Linked DNA regions of Homo sapiens: region 2 is linked to region 1. Evidence: chromatin contacts called from ENCODE Hi-C or POLR2A ChIA-PET data. All regions are on one chromosome and are shown on one strand. Each heading gives the region's core, a stretch centred on a gene start or an enhancer-like site at or near the end of the contact. The rest is flanking DNA. Distances are from core to core; before and after follow the strand shown. Region 1 holds the start of SLCO4A1 (solute carrier organic anion transporter family member 4A1). Region 2 has its middle 26 kb from the start of GATA5.

Region 1 (5,792 bases), core at 2,105-4,604:
GCCCCCCAAGGCTTGCCAGATTAGAAAAACCACCAAGAAAAGGCAAGGTCCGTGGGCAGGAAGGGCCTGGCTGCGCGTGGGAGGGAGAGGAATCTGGGCTCTCTGGCACCCAAAAGCGACCCCAGCCACTGGTGCCAAGTCTCACCCTACGCTTGGGCTACGTGGGGAGCGGCTTCTGCAGAAGGCACGTGGTTTGAAAAAGCAGTCACCTTCCGCCAGAAATGTAGTCCCAGGGTCTAATTCTGTGTGATGCTGGTGGGAAGGAGGCTACTGAAAAGAACTGAAGGGTTGGAGACAGCCGGAGACCCCAGTGTCTGAGGACTGAGGGTGAGGCTGCGGGTGAGGATGAGGGTGAGGGTGCGGGTGTGGGTGGGTCCTCACCCGCACCCTCATCCTCACCCGCACCCTCACCCTCACCGTAGCCTGAAGGGCCAGCAGGGGCCAGAGAAGGCAGCAGGGTCCCCAGGACCAGGTTGTTCTTTGTAGTCCCAGTCTGCTTCCTCTGCAGAGGCCCACAGGAGGACACGCCCAGAGTCTGTTGTCCCAGCAGCAGGGCCAGTTTCCTCCTCACACCCCTGGCAGGGCCAAGGCTCAGAGTCACCCAGAACCTGTTAACCTAGCATGTGAGTTACTGGCACCTCCCTCCCTGTTCAAGGGGTGCAATCCCCACGTGCCCATTCCAACAAGTGGGCAAGACCCAGATCCTGCCTGAAGTCAGCTGACACTCAGCAAGCTCACTGGGGGGCCAGACAGTGGTCCATGTCCCAGAACGAAGGCAACAGCAAGGTCTGAGGACTGTCCCATGTCCTTGTCCAAAAGCCAACAGTGTGCACCTTGCCACTTGCAAATGAGGCAGTCATGTGGCTCGTGAGGGAACGTTTTGTGGCCTCTGTCCACAGCCCGCTTGAGGAAGCAGGAGGGCTGGCCTGGCGTGGCTCTCTCCCAGAGCTCCAAGGGCCCTGCTCCCTCCTGCCCCCAGCACCAGGCTGCACGTTGGCTTTTCTGTGGCTCATCTCTGACCACCTACAACCATCTGCTGGGGAGAGCACCAGGACCCAACACGTTCCAGTGGACGAGTCCAGGAAGCCAGGAATGTATATTGGCTCAGCAGTACCCACCCCAGAAATGGATTAACACTCATGGAGACATCCGGATCGAAGACCTTGTAGGCACAATACTAAGCTCGATGAGTTAACTTTTCATTCTACAATGGGCTGAGAAAAATTTTGCCATTTGGAAGTCAGACCGACCTGGAGCCAAAACTGCAATGGGGCTTGGTCAAGCCAAGGGGCCCATCAGAGCCCCGAGGAGAGCCGGCCTCTCTGGGCTTAGTCTAGCAAGGAGAGCATGTCCATCCACCTGGCCACCCTTCACCTGGCCCAGCCTGCCCTGCCTGCCACGTGCCCAGCCAGCTCTCCACCATGGGAGGGACTTGCCCAGCACCTGCTTTAGGGGCCACACCCAGTGAGCTACAGATTAGGTCACGGCCACTCGGGAGGGAAGCTCCCTCATGAAGAATTTTCCAGGCACCACCTGCTGACCTTGCCCAGCAGGAAGGCAGGACACAGCCTGCTGAGGGCGGTCAGGGCAGCCTGGCTGTGGTCAGCGTCCAGGTCTCACCGAGTGGCCGGCCTCTGCCCTGGCTCCCTCCAGCAGCACAGAGGGAAGTCGGGCTGTGTGGTCTCGGCCCGAGCAACATCCTACTGGTGTCCTGCGATCACTGACAACCCAGAACAGACACTCTGGCCCAGTAACCGCAGGCCCAGCTCTTGGGACGCTGTTCTGGGTCTCCGGCCTGACCCTGCAGTCGCCTTTTGCCTCTTTAAGAACAGAGTCGTAAAACAGGAGCCCAAGCCTGGATCAGACAAACCTGGAGTCAGACCTCTTCAGCACTTACAAGCTGTGTGGCCTAGAGTCAATCACTTAACCTCTTGGTGCCTCAGTTTACTCATCTATAAAGTGGGAGTGATAATGGCCACCTCGTGGGGTTGCTAGGGACTGAATGAGACGATGCTCAAAGCAGGGGTACCATGCCCGGCACATTCCAGCACTCAACACCTAACCCCTGCTGTCACTGTCCTTGTCATTATTACCAGATTCACAAGCGGAGCCGGCTAAGGCCAAGGAGCTGTCCTCTGAGATCCATTTGCTCCCGCTGCTGGGAATGAAAACGTCGCTGACACCGGGCTCTGCAGAGCCAGTTTCTGATTAGATGGAGGTAACCCAAGTTCCAAAAACCACAGCTGAGGAGCAGCAGCTGACAAGCTGGTTGCATGGATGTGGAAAACTACCGCGTTCCAGCCGCCTCCAGACAGAAACAGGACGCATAGCCAGGTCCCACGGCAGCTCCAAAGAGGGCCTTGCACGCCAAGCGGGGCACCCCCCAGCCTGAGGGTTCACCAACCACGCGGACCACGCGGAAACCTAGCTGGGCTTCTCTCTCCCCTCGGGGCGCCAGTGCGGGAGGCGGTTTCTCCCTTGGAAGTGGAAGTCAGATCTGCTTCCAGGTTCCCGGTCTAGGGCCGGTCTAGGGCAGCTAAGCCTGCCTGCTCCTTCCTTTCCATCCTCCCTGGTCAGGGGAGCCCAACAGCAACGCGAGGGCACCCGACCCTCTGCCTGCACCTGGAGGGCGCCCGGGTCCCCCCAAGCCACGGCCAGGACGTCGCGTGGTGGGGCAGGGAAAGGGGCGCCGCCGCTGCTGGAAACTAGCCCTGTGCGCTCCGCCCGCGCTCCCCTCCCGGAGATGTCTCGAGCGCCTCTGGCGCGAACAAAGCCCGGCCGCCCCCGAGAAACTTCCGTGCATGAAGGTTTCCTCCTTGACTCGGCAGCAGCGGCCGCCGCAGGTGGGTGACTCCGCAACTCTGGAGCTCCGCGGAGGCGCGTTCGTCCCCAGCTGGATCTGTGGGGCCTGCGCCTGCGCGCGCTCCGGGCCACCTGCCCAGGTCACCTGCCCCGGCCACTCCGACAGTCCCTGCCAGGGCCGCAGCCCCTGCTCACCCGCTTCCCCCCGGCACCCGCTGCAGCGTGGGGCCCCTTCGCCTCGGTCCTCCTGCGGGCGACTCGGGAGCTCCTACCTGCGCAGCCGGCGGCGGGAAGCGGCGAATTTGGCCTCCGATTCCGCTCGGTCCTGCCCTCCCCCGCGGAGAGGCTCGGGGCGCTCGGCCGGTGCCCAGGCCTCCCGCCCCCGCGCGCATCCCCCCGGCGCTCCAGCCCCTGCCCACGATGGCGGCACCTGCCGCGCTCCTACGCCAGCAGGTCGGGCCCTGTGCACCCGCGCCAGCTCCCCGCTCCCCGCGCACTCACCGTCCCCGTCTCGAGGGCCCGGCCGCCGCGCCGCGCAGCGCTCCACGCTCTGGCCTCCCCGGCAGCCACGCGCCGCTTCATTCATCCGCTGGGGCCGCCCCCGCCGCAGAGGGAGGGGCGGGGTTTCCTGCGCGGGGCCCGCCTCACCCCCCACGGCCAATGGCAGCGGCGACCGCCCCCTCCTCCCCCCCAGGGCACAGAGGCGGGAACGCGCGGCGGGGGACCAGGGCGTCTCTCTCCGGAGCGCTGCCGCCTCCTGGACTCCCCGCTCCAGCTCCAAGGACCGGCATCGCTGCCGCAGCCGGGAGGCCGAGAACGCGCGGTGGCGACGCCGCCCCAGGCCACGCGGCGAGGCGGTTCCGAACGGACTCGGGATTCGCTCCTGGGCGCTGTGGGGCCGAGTGGAGCCAAGCGGCCGTTTTTCAGCTCCGCCCTTCCGAAAGGCTGCCGCAGGGTCGGGGCCACGTGGGGCCCGCGGCAGAGGGGCTGGGGGAACGCCACGGGCGGCCCTGGTGAAGGTGCCCGCCGGTCTCGGCCTGACCCCCAGGCCCTGTTCTGGCACGCGCCCCACCTGCGCGCACAGTGAGACCGGCGCCCTAGCCTGGGAATCCGGGGAATCTCCAGCCCGTTGCCTTTTCCATAACCCCGTCTTCTTTTTCACACTAGCTCTGAGGGTGGAAGGCAGGGAGGTGCCAGCCACGTTCCCTTCCACAGAGGGAACTCCCTGTTGGAATTCCTACCCCGGCTTCCTGCCGTCTGTCCTGGAACACATTGCTCCAGGCCTCCGAGCCTCAGTTTCCTCGTTTGCAAAATGGGGGCGATAACAGAGCGTCCTCAAAGGGGATAAGACGGAAGAAGTTGGCTCATATCAGGGCTCATAATTGTTGCCAAGTATTAACAGGTAACCACAATCACACTCCACAAAGCTTCCCTTTTAGTGTCAGTGAAATTAATTTAAAAGAAGTTTCCGAAAGTCAAGTGTGTGTGTGTGAATCCTGAGATAAGTCAGGTAAGGGGGGAAATGACCACCTCACGGCCCCAGGCTGGTGAGGAAGTCCTAGCCACGGAGGCGGTGCTGCAGGACCTGGCCTGGTGGCATAGCGTGGCGGGCGGGTTCACCGTGGAGAGACGAAGGAGGTGCTGCGGCTTGTGAGAAAAGGCCCACAACCCCATGCAGTTATTTATGAAATGGTTTTCCTTCCTCCAGGGCTTGGGGCTCCTGCCCACTCGTATCAGGTCCCGGGACCCCCCCGGTGGTGTCCTCAGGGCTCCCGCCGTCCCAGGCCGCCCTCCACTTCTGGAAGCAGACACGAGGCCACGAGACCCACTGCTTTTGGGTATCTGCTTTCATTCCTGACACTGCCCTTTAAGAGAAAAAAGTACCCACATTGTTCCCAGATGGAGAGGGTCCCTCCCAGAGGGTGAGGCACTGCCACAGGGGCTCACGGCCCTGCCAGGAGTGGAAGGTGCACACCCAGAAGTATTTCTCCTGTGAAGGAAGGGGGCTGAGCTTCGCTGCAGACCTGGCCTCAGGTGTGGATGAGCTTCGCTGCAGACCTGGCCTCAGGTGCGGAGTCTGCGGGAGCAGCATTTCCAGGCAGACCTGACAGAAGGTGCCTTTGAGAGGTGGTGAGCTCCGTGTTACAGGAGGCTTGTGAGCACAGGTAGCCCATCTTCTGGTGATGATGCTGGAGAAGCAATTCAAATGTCAGAAGCAGGACTGGACTCTGTTTCCAAAACTCACGTCTGGATTCTACCCCCTGAAAACATTATTTACACAATGTTTTTCCTTTAAACAATTCACACATTTGATTAAAAGGGTAAGTTTATTTTTTAAAAAGTCAGTGTCAATTACCACAAAGAGGTCACCATAAAAATAGATAAAAAGAAACAAAATGGCATTAAATTCTAGCCAAATATTGCTGCCTGTGGAGGGCTCCCGGCCTGAGACCCGCCTCAGACCCCACCAGGCATTCTTTGGGATTCCTGCATAGGCACCATTGGAAAGGTAAATCCAGAGCAAACATTTCAGGTACATTCGTGCAAAATGCAGGCCCTCAGTCCTGTCCTCAAAGGCAAATGCTGGTGCCCAGGCTCCTCAAGAGGCCCCTAGGAGCACCAGGAGGCCTTGACCCAGGTGAAGGGTCCTGCCGCAGGCCATCAAGGGGGTCTGCAGGTCTGGCCCAACTCCAGGCCCTGCGTGGTGGGGTCCATCTGCACCAGCTTTCGGGAGCCGACTGTGTCCTTACTCTTGCCCTAGAGGACTCGGGGGTCAGCTACAGAGCACAGCAGTGTCTTGGAACAAGGGCAGCCTGATTATGTGCCCTGGAACATTCTGAACTCAATAAGTTCTATCCCAGCAGGGCTTTTTTTCTTTCTTTTCTTTTTTTTTTTTCTTTTTTGAGAGGAAATAATTAAAAGAAAAAGAAAGCGAGAACCCCCTGGCTCCCCTGTGGCCTTGCAGGGTCGTACTGCTGCCTGTCCGGGCG
Region 2 (5,616 bases), core at 1,191-3,690, 140 kb after region 1:
TGGTGTTGGTGATGATGGGGATGATGATGGTGGTGGTGGTGGTGATAACCGCGATGTTAGGAAAAGGCTGTGAGGGACCAGGGACAGATGCTTTTTCTCCTACCTGTTTCCCATCTGCTATATGAGGGGGCTGGGCTGGATCATTCTGGCGTTCTATCAGCTCCCGTGATCTAAGACTAGCCAGAAGGAGCTCTCCCCCTGAGCCTAGAGAATACTTCAAACCCTCCAGGCAGGCGAGTGGGCTGGCTGCGGGGCAGGTGGACAAATGAGCAGGTCAGGATGCCTTAAGGACAGGAATAAGACAGAGACTGACAAAGCAAAGTGCAGGTGCCCCCTCCCTTTCACACGATGCCAGCAGTGAGTGTCACGTGGGGAGCGTCCCCATGACACAAACCTGCCTGGGAGACAAGGAGCCTTCCCTGGACTCTCAGAGGCAAGCAGCCCCTGGTGCCTGTGCCCACCTTGGCGCTGCCAGCCCCATCCTGGCATCCAGGAGCTTGCTCTGGTGCCCGCATGGCCGGTGCCTGCTTTGTCTGCCCAAGAGTGGGGGAGGTGACCAGAGCACCTCACGTTCCACTCACCCGTTCCCTCAGGGCCTCCCTGCCTCCCCAGAGAGGATGCTGAGCCCCTCCAGCTGCCAGATCCAGCCTGTCACAATCAGGCCACCACTGGTAAGCCTGGGCCAGGAGCGAGCAGACGAGACGCAACCCCCACCAGCCTCCCCTTCCCCTCCCCACTCTGTCCTGGCTCCTGCTGTCTGTGTCTCCCGCCTGACATCTGACGCCTTTGGTATCAGAGGGGTCAGAGGCTGGGGAAGCCAGGAGTCTGCTGATAAGGGTGTGCTCCCCACTCGGGGCTCTAAGGTCACAGCCCCCATCCACAGCTTGTGGGGGTCTCTGATAAGGTGGCGTTGGAGCACAGAGCTGAGGGAGAAGAGGGGGAGAACCGGGACATCAGGGTCTGGGCATGGCAGGGAGGAGGAGAATATGCAGAGTCCTGAGGCAGGAGCACGCTCATTAACGAAGTCCTGCCGGGACCTCTAGGTGCAAATTCACCTTGGCGGTGTCAAGGATGCTGCTGAGGAGGGGTCACCTGCCAAGGCCAGATGGCCGGTTTGTCAGGGGCTGGGGGAGGCAGCCAGGGCACCCCATCCACCCCGGCTACAGGATTTTGGCAGCGCCGGGCGAGAAGTCTGAGAATCGCCCTCCACAGCTTGGAGAGCTTGGTTGTTTTGAATATTTTCACTTAAAAGGATTCCCACCTGAAGGTTCTCTAGGAGACATGTGGGGACAGCCATCCTCATCCCTTGCACCCAACAGAGGGTCTGTCCTGGGACCCAGGCACTCCTGCAGTGTCTGTGGAGCAGCCCTTCTCAGAGGCGGTTTGCTTCCACCTGCCCATGATCAGGTCCAAGGAGCGGGGCCGGCGGCTCCCTGCACCTCCTCGCAGGTTGAGCAGCTGTTGGCAAAGGCCAACGTAGGGGCAGATGCCTGGGGTCCCGACCATGATCAGGAAGGGCAGCTCCGGGCCAAGGCTGCTCACAGGCCGGGAGGTGGGGAGTAGGGCGAGGTCAAGCACCAGAGGAAGGGGCTGGCAGGGGTGACCAGGAAGAGGAGGAGCAGGGACGTGGAGAGCCAGCGCATAGGAGCTCACAGCCCCTCTCATCTGCTCGAGAGCTTCCATCTGGGAAGAGCTGAGGCCCAAGGCCCACTGCTCTGTGGGAGCCCCACCCGGCCCTCCGTTGAGCCCATGGGTCAGGGCAAGGCTGCGCCCCAGAAGCATGAGCTGGCCCCAGCAGACCTGCTCTCCCTGCCACAGAGCCCCAGGAGCTGTCAGGGAGCTGGGCCCTCTCCCTGACCCTCATGTCCCCACCCTCCATGACCCAGCTCCCGAGAGCCGACCCTGCTGGGAGCCTCCTGGCTGGGCCACCCCTAGCAGGCCAGCCCAGGGCACTGCTCCTTCCTGTAATCCCACCCCACACACCAAGACCCACACCCAGGCAGGGGGATGAAATGGGCAGCATAACCGCGGGTGGCCTAGCCCACCACACTCACTTGAGACCCCTGAGCAGCCTGCGGCCACCCAGCCCCACCTCAGGGTCTGAGTCTCGGTGCATCTACGAAGTGGGTCTTTATGAGGCCTCTCTCACACTGCTATGAAGAAATACTCAACTGGGTAATGTATAAAGAAAAGAGGTTTGGTTGACTCACCGTTCCGCCTGGTTGGGAAAGCCCCAGGAAACTTACAATCATGGCGGAAGGCACCTCCTCACAGGGTGACAGGAGAAAGAATGAGCACAGAGCAAAAGGGGGAAAAGCCCTTATGAGACCATCAGATCACATGAGACTCATTCACTGTCTTGAGAACAGCATGGGGGAACCGCCCCCATGATCTCATCACCTCCACGAGGTCCCTCTGCCAACCAACACATGAGGATTACAATTCAGTTACAACTCAAGATGAGATCTGGGTGAGGACACAGAGCCAGACCATATCAGGGTCCATACTCGGGGTGGTGAGGGGCCCATGCCACATGCTGGGAGATCTCAGCCCTGCCGGGCACAAGCTCAACTAACAGGGTCATTGCCAAGTACTCACAGCCATCCTCAGAGCCACAGGCTGCCCCTGGGCCCAAGGTCCCGCTGCCACACAGAGACTATCCTTGACCTCACAGGTGCCCTCATCTCTGCTCACAAACCCTCTGGAGATGTCAACACAGGGCCAGGTGCAGGGCCAGTCTGCTGGGGTCACCTGGAGCCAAAGAGAAGACCCTGGTCCTGGAGCCTGCTGGGGGATCCCCACTACACAGCCAAGCCGCCTGAGATGCCGCCGTCACAGGCCAGCTGCTCAGAAAGCTGGGGCTTCGGGGCTTGCGTGGCATCCACGGCTCCCAACTCACGACAGTACACGCAGACACACGCTCACCCGCACACATGAACACCCACACTAGCAGTACACTCAGACACACACTCACCTGCACACACACTCACACTAGCAGTACACGCAGACACTCTCTCACTCGCACACACGAACACCCACACTAGCAGTACACGCAGACACACACTCACCCGCACACACAAATCCCAACCCACGACAGTACACGCAGACACACGCTCACCCGCACACACAAATCCCAACCCACACTAGCAGTACACACAGACACACGCTCACCCGCACACACGAACACCCACACTAGCAGTACACGCAGACACACACCTGCACACACAAACACCCACACTAGCAGTACACGCAGACACTCTCTCACTCGCACACACGAACACCCACACTAGCAGTACATGTAGACACACACTCACCCGCACACACAAATCCCAACCCACGACAGTACACGCAGACACACGCTCACCCGCACACATGAACACCCACACTAGCAGTACACGCAGACACCCGCTCACACACACACACGAACACCCACACTAGCAGTACACGCAGACACCCACTCACCTGCACACACGAATCCCAACCCACGACAGCAGAGGCAGACACCCTCTCACCTGCACACACAAACACCCACACTAGTGCAGGAGGCCAGGCCTGCACACACCCTCACACGTATGGACATATGTATGACACAAGTTCACAGACACCCTCACACCCACACATACACAGTAAGACATGCCTGCACACACCTTCACACGCATGGACACACACGCTGGCTCACACCCTCACACACATATACAGTAAGACACACAAATACACCCTCACACTCACACATATACACCCCTGCACACGCCCTCACACGCATGGACACACCTTCACATGCACAGACACGCTCACAGAGACACCCTCACAACTACACGTATACAGTAAGACATGCCTGCACACACCCGCACACGCACACAGGCTCACAGACACCCTCACACCCACACATACACAGTAAGACACGCCTGCACACACCCTCACACTCATGGACACACAGACACGCTGGCTCACACCCTCCCCCCGCCCTCCCGCACACCCACGTTGGACACGGCCTCGGACTCCCCCTGGTGGTGAAGCTCCGCACACACCGGGCGTTTTCTCCGGGGACCGACGGGCAGGGGCAGCCCTGGGCCCACGCTCTGGATTCTGACCGCCTGGGGGTTGGGGGACGGTGCGGCTGTGACCCTTCCTGTTCACTCTGAGCTTCACTTGAGTCTGAGCTCCTGACTCCCCCGGGCTCCGGCCCATCACACACACACAGCCGTTGCAGGAATAAGGCTTCTCCCACAGACGCTCAATCACATTGCTGAGTTACGAATGGAGACACCTAAATTTATTTTCCCAAGCACCTTGTGAATGGAGCTGCTGGGGCTCCGGGCTGGTCACGGCATCTGTCCAAAGTGGAGGGGGTGTGCTGGTGTCTTCTACGCCAAGGGGACAACTGTCCAGGTTAAGCGTCGGCCCACATCCCGATTTCGGTTCCTGGCCTGGCTCCCTGATGCGGGACAGAGCTGAGCACGCCCGTGCGGGGCTTACTGAACGCTCCTCTCTAGATCCCCGCACCTTTAACTTGGGGGAATCTATTGTGCACGATCAGTTCTTCCTGTTTCTTCTCTGTCTCTGCGTTTGAACGGGTATAACCCCAGGAAGATGAGACCTCCCTACGCCAGGTTCTCAGAGGCAGCTGCTGCTCAGTTTCTTTGACGTCCTTAAATAAATCTTTCTAAAGGAACCCACCATGGTGGCCACAAGAGGTGAAGCAGCATCACTCTTGACCTGCACAGCGACCGCAAAAATAAACCAGGACCTTCCTGCAGAGGCTCGCCCATCCCAGCCTGCGGCTCCTTGATCCCCAGGACCTGAGCTGGGCGTAGAAAAGCATTAGGGACCCATGGCCCCAAGAAGGCTTCCTGCTTGACAAGGCAGAGACGGAGAGAGGACTGGGATGTGTCCATTGCTCCCACATCGGGGGTCCCTGCCCCATGCCGAGACCAAGGACCCCCCTTCGTTCCTGCCCTGCCCTTCCCCAGGCAGGGGGATGGAATGGGCAGCATAACCGTGGGTGGCCTAGCCCACCACACTCACTTGAGACCCCTGAGCAGCTGCTCTCAGCTCTGGAAGCTGCTGGAAGACCCCAGCCCACCTTCCTGGCACCTTTGCTGCCATAAAGAGATGCCTTCCCTACCTGGAAACTGTTGGTGACTGACTTGTAATGACATCGCAGCTGTCTCTCTCCCTCCCTGTTTCCCCAGCCTCACTTCCCTAACTGCTCTCCTCTGCTGCCCGCTGCATGCCAAGCCCACCTCTCTCAGACTGTCAGGGTCTGGGGAGGGGTCAGCCAAGGTAGGTCCCAGCTGCCCCCACCCTCCAGCGGCCATCCCAATACTGACCCATCCCAACACCGACCCACCCCAACACCCACCCATCCCCAAAACTCACCCACCCATTGCCAACACGGACCAACCCCAACAACCACCCATCCCCAACACTTACCCACCCCAACACCCACCCACCCCAACACGGACCCACCCCAACACCCACCCATCCCAACACCCACCCACCCCAACACCCACCCACCCCAACACCCACCCATCCCAACACCCACCCACCCCAACACCCAACCATCCCAACACCGACCCACCCCAACACCCACCCACCCCAACATAGACCCATCCC

The links. Hi-C counts contacts between places; a loop is a spot of excess contacts on that map. ChIA-PET counts read pairs that join two places held with the same protein, here RNA polymerase II (POLR2A). Pooled maps may share reads with other maps.
Region 2: a map with no recorded cell type shows a loop between it and region 1 (7-fold over the local background). The contact joins the enhancer-like site here to the promoter of SLCO4A1 in region 1. A Hi-C loop is called at or near these places in 6 of 37 single-sample maps with no recorded cell type and 13 of 50 pooled maps. POLR2A ChIA-PET finds 5 or more read pairs at or near these places in 3 of 52 experiments (Caco-2, K562 and activated B cell).

What each region holds. Positions count from the first base shown.
Region 1 is chr20:62,640,065-62,645,856 of GRCh38, reverse strand. It overlaps SLCO4A1 (solute carrier organic anion transporter family member 4A1), which reads right to left and starts at 3,354. Exons shown (of 12, transcript NM_016354.4): 1 at 3,304-3,354. It overlaps LOC124904949 (a long non-coding RNA gene), which reads left to right and starts at 3,520. Exons shown (of 2, transcript XR_007067711.1): 1 at 3,520-4,204; 2 at 4,511-5,792. RefSeq lists a silencer at 2,917-3,866.
Region 2 is chr20:62,498,740-62,504,355 of GRCh38, reverse strand. No RefSeq gene overlaps it. Among named protein-coding and RNA genes, the nearest start is that of GATA5, 26 kb to the right of the region's middle. RefSeq lists enhancers at 2,094-2,323, 3,789-4,289. Within about 2 kb of position 2,440, at least 5 of the 41 ENCODE cell types and tissues checked have a DNase peak (open chromatin) inside an H3K27ac peak, as active enhancers do.